Linked DNA regions of Homo sapiens: region 2 is linked to region 1. A link is an interaction called in ENCODE POLR2A ChIA-PET data of the cell type or tissue named here. Cell type or tissue: PC-9. All regions are shown on one strand.

The links. Peaks named below come from ENCODE experiments on the same cell type or tissue, not always from the same donor. Only the 100,000 strongest peaks of a DNase experiment are listed, where the experiment ranks them.
Region 2: POLR2A ChIA-PET joins it to region 1 with 8 read pairs; 2 of 35 experiments call an interaction of 5 or more read pairs at or near these places.

The regions. Positions count from the first base shown.
Region 1 is chr14:75,810,725-75,813,224 of GRCh38, forward strand. The region is part of intron 27 of TTLL5 (tubulin tyrosine ligase like 5); the gene reads left to right. Among named protein-coding and RNA genes, the nearest start is that of TTLL5, 150 kb to the left of the region's middle. RefSeq lists an enhancer at 1,472-1,977. In PC-9, no CTCF peak of the experiment used is centred here; a DNase peak (open chromatin) is centred at 1,348.
Region 2 is chr14:77,369,575-77,372,074 of GRCh38, forward strand. The region is part of intron 1 of TMED8 (transmembrane p24 trafficking protein family member 8); the gene reads right to left. Among named protein-coding and RNA genes, the nearest start is that of TMED8, 6.3 kb to the right of the region's middle. In PC-9, no CTCF peak of the experiment used is centred here; no DNase peak of the experiment used is centred here.

The DNA of each region.
Region 1 (2,500 bases):
GCAGACATCCTTAGTGAACCTGAGATTAGTTTGAGTCCATTGCAAATGGTTTCTTAGGCCTTTGCAGTTTCAGGGGCATGAAGAAACAAATATACACATTGTGTGCACAAGGCACAACATCTGTATGTCAAAGCTGTTATTTCATCCATTTAAGATCAAGCAAAAATCCTCTCTAAAATTATTCAGGGCACAGCAAGAGCAACACATCTCTCAACTCTAGTCACTGATCATTTTATTTCCCTGAATTCTAAAGCAGTCCCTCCCTTGTGGCCCAGGCAAAAAGAGGTGATTTGGGACTCCTAATTTCCTTGATAGCCTTGCAGAGACATTAACCACTTTTCTACTCAACTGGTGAAACTAGCTGCTAACTGGAGGTAGGGGGTGGGAGGGAGAAATAGAGGGGGTGGGGAAAGAGAGGGAATGAAAGAAAGAGTGTGTGTGTGTGTGTGTGTGTGTGTGTGTGTATGTGTGTGTGTGTGTTTGGGAGTAGAAGGGTCTGCAACCAAGGTTCTCATATAGCATGGTTCTGTCAGAACCTGTGAGCAGGCTTACTGTTGTCTACTAGATCAAGGACAGAATCATTAGTCTGACATTCAAGGGCCTCCCCAAGCTGTTTATCTGTCTGTCCCTATCTTCTATGACGCGAAGCTTTTGCTGAATTAGACTACTTTCTGTTTCTCAGATGTTCTCCCTGCTTGTCTGACGATTTTTCTTTCCTCCTACCTATTATTTTAGGCCCAGCCCAGATGCCATTTTTTAATTTCTTTAGCTGTTCTTTTATGGCACTTACTGCATTCTGGAGGTCTTAAATACTGCTTTTTGTCTTACAATCTTGTCTGGCCTAGTAATTATAAATTCCAACATGGCTTGAGGGCAGGGAAGGGCCACGTTTTTATCTGCACATGCGTTAGCGCTTTCCTCAAGGCTTTACCTGTGATAGGCAATACAGCACTTACTATCTTTGAGGTGTGGACTTCTCTTAAGCATTCGGGACTGCAGCATTTTTGAGAGCATGCAGCATTGAAATAGCTAGGCTTGTCTTCAAACCCTCTTCACATACCAAAAGGTTATGTATCTGGGTGGATGGTGGGTATCTTCTAAGAATCAACAGGGAAGCTCCATCATATTTTAATTATAGTGCTGGCAGCAGTACGACTTTTAACAAACAGCAGTAACAAGAAGTAACACTTGGGCGGGCCAGCCACCGGAAATTGGCCTCTTTCTCTGGGTTTCTCCTACCCCCTTTTCAATCCATCACCTGGATTTATTCCTGCTATAATTTAAACACCTGTCTAGATGGTATGCATGCAATGTGTCCCTACCCCACACATTCAGATATTTGCTCACCTGCCTTATTCGGAAGATTGGCTCTAAAATAAACAGTGATTTGGTACTAAAGGAAAAACGCACTGAGGTCACCGTGGCAATGGACATGAGGCAGAGAATGGGAGTGGAACATCTGGATAAGCTGCTCCAGGAGAGTGGGAGCAGAGGAAGAGGAAAAGCAGGAGCAGGGGGAGGAGGAGGAGAGCAAGGGGTGAAACATCTGCCAAGCAGGCCCCAAAGCTTAGGTGGAGGTAGGATCTTGTGACCAGATTTCCCACAGGCAGTTACTCACTTAGCAGCAGCCAGCTAGAGGGAGGCAGGGGCAGAGACATGTGGAACAAGTTGACTGTTTTTAGGCTTAAATTTCTTGTTTTTTTGTTTTTTCGTTGTTACCACTATTTCTCAGGGCAGCATAGCAAGTAATCTTGGAATTTTCTGAAGTTTGTCCTAAGCTGTTTTGTCCACTTTTGCATTCTTGGCATATTTAATGATTACTCTTTTTAATGTTTGAGCATCTGAACAACATTGAGAAATAGTAAAACCTTAAAGTTGCTAATGAAACTATTTTCCCTTCTCATTCCCCTTTGTTGTTTTGTAACTTGTCTTCACCCCATCAAAGGCATTTCTGCTGTTTTTTGGAAAATCCCCTGCCCGTGAGCTTTGTGGAGGAGAGGAAGCATTGAATGGTTCCTTTTACCTGTTCTCTCGTTTCCTTAGCTACCATTCCTGGTAACAAGTGCTTCTCAAACTCTGCAATGCAAGTAAGTTTCCCGTGGATCTTGAAAATGCAAATTTTGGTTCAGTGCAGCTGGGGCTGGGGCTGGGGCTGGGGCTGTGGCTGGGCCAAGATTCTGCATTTTTAATATGCTCCCAGTAATGCAGGTGCTCTTGGTCCAGAGACCAAATTCTAAGTCGCAAGGCTCAGTGGTACAAGGCAGTGAGATAACACAGTGATTAAAACAACAAGATTGGGAGAATTTTCATCAGGCAGACCAGGAATTGAATCCAGGGGCTGACACATAATAATTATTTGTTCTTGAGCAAGTTATTTTATCTCTCAACCTCAGTTTCCCCATCTACCTGTCTTGAAGACTAAGTAGGTTAATATACATAAAATATGCTTAGCATGTTGCCTGGAACAAGCTGTGTGTGTGTGTGTGTGTGTGTGTGTGTG
Region 2 (2,500 bases), 1.6 Mb after region 1:
CTTGTCACTCAGCTTCCCCACTCAGGAATCCAGCATGTACCCTCAGGAGACAAAAGAGCCCCAAAATAGACTCTTGTCCTTGGATCTCTATAGCTCTCACATGGATCACAGCTAGGTAATTCTTCATGATCTTTCTATCTCTCCAGTATCTTCCAGCAGATGTTTATATTTCACCCATATTTTCTAATTGTCCCTGATGAGAGATAATTACCTAGTCTGCTATTACTGAAAACAGAAATCCATATTGCCTATTTACCCATATCAATCTGAATATACCTTAGTGAATAAAATAGAAACAAAAATAGTTCTGCCCTCTGCCAGGCACGGTGGCTCATGCCTGTAAGGGAGGCGGAGGCGGGAGGGCCGAGGCGGGCAGATCACAAGGTCAGGAGTTCGAGACCAACCTGGCCAGCATGGTGAAACCCCATCTCTACTAAAAATACAAAAATTAGCCGGGCGTGGTGGCACATGCCTGTAATCCCAGCTACTCGGGAGGCTGAGGCAGGAGAATCGCTTGAACCCAGAAGGCGGAGGTTGCAGTGAGCCGAGATCACACCACTGCACTCCAGTCAAGGCGACAGAGCGAGACTCCGTTTCAAAAAAAAAAAAAAAAAAAAAATTCTGCCCTCTCTCTGTCATTGATTAATAATATCAGTTTATCTACTATGTCTATCCCCCTTTGGCTTATCCTGTCCTTTGGATCGTAATGAAGACTTCAAAAAGGTTAAATTTTTAGACAGAAATGAAACTAGCACAAAAATAATGAAAGACAGTAGTGGATTTAAAGAATAACAAAATTAATCTCTAAGGAGACTTATAACCTTTTATAAAAAAATTCACTGAGAGAAAAAGGTCTAGAAAATGTCAGTTCCTGATGAGCAGAAACAGAATACAGACCTATAGAAAGGCTCTTATTTAGGATATAGACATAGTGAAGTCTCATGCCAAGTTTGTGTGTGTGTCTATCTATGTACACATATATTTATATATTTTAAAGACTATTTTTATTAACTATTTCTGAATAATTTATCCACATTATTCAAAATTCAAAAAGCATATAAGTATACAGTGAAAAATTTCCTCCCATGTCAGTCCCTACCTCCAAAAGCAATCAATGTTATTTGGTTTTGTGTAGTCTTCCAAAGATGTTTTATGCATATAAAAAAAAGTGTGTGTGTGTGTGTGTGTGTGTATACTTTTTCACTTTTTTACACAAAAAATGGGCATGCTTAGGCGTGGTGGTGCGTGCCTGTAATCCCAGCTACTTGAGAGGCTGATGCAGGAGAATCGCTTGAACCCGGGAGGCGGAGGTTGCAGTGAGCTAAGATCACGCCATTGCACTCCAGCCTGGGCAACAGTGCGAGACTCTGTCTCAGAAAAAAAAAAAGGTCGGGGGGAGCATGCTGGACATACTACTGTGTACTTTGTTCTTTCCACTTATATCTCAAAGACCTTTCCATAACTGCACATGAAAAGCTTCTTCATTCTTTTCTACAGCTGATTAGTATTTCATTGGGTGAATATTCCATAATGTATTACCATTACAAACAATGCCATAATAACCTTGTATCTATGTCATTAAACAGGAGAATAAATAAATCTATAATTCCTGGAAAGAATGAGTCAAAGGGGCATATATTGTAATTCTGATGGATATTGACAAGTTGCCCTCCACAGAATCTGTACCAATTTACAATCTCATTAGCAAAGCATGAGAGTGTCTGCTTCTGCACACCGACCAACAAAGTGAGTTAGCAAACTACCAAGTGTAGTTAGGATTTCCAATTCCCTTATTATGATTTAGGTTGAGCATTTTTCACATGGTAAGCACCACTTCTCATAGCATTTTAACAACTTAATGTATACTGGAAAAAAATATGCTTTTGATTTTTTTTCTTTCCATCCCATAAGGAGTTGAGCTTTTGATTTTTAACTTTAAAGGAATGCCCTAAATTATTTTTAATTTTAAAGAATGCCCTAAATTACATAAGAACTACTGGTAAAACAACTTATAATTGGATTCAGAGAGGCAGGAAGTAAGAAAAGGAGAAAGAAAAACATAACTTTATTTCCAGAAGTATAAAGTGTGGGAGATGCAGCGCTGTTTCAGTGAGAGAGAATTATGAGCACAGCCTTTTAGGTTTCCTGAAGTTCTTCAGTGAAATTTAAGCCACTATGCAGAAGAAAAAGCCAATTTTCCTATAGTATAGCTTTTATTATATTAGCCAAATATAAGCCAATTCTGAAAGTATTCCTAGAAGAGATCAGAGAAATCAGGCCAGACTTTGCAAATTTAGATGGTATGTGGGGAAATGTTTTTTATTTTTAAAAATATGTATTCTAGTATATATTAAGAAAAATGGATATATCAAACTAGTAATATCGTAGGTATTATTTAGAATGAAACTTTTAAGTGTCAATCAAAATGTCAATTAAATGTCAATGTCAAGAAAAAATAGTAAATAACTAATACTGTAACGGTATTCTCCAGTGTGGCAAA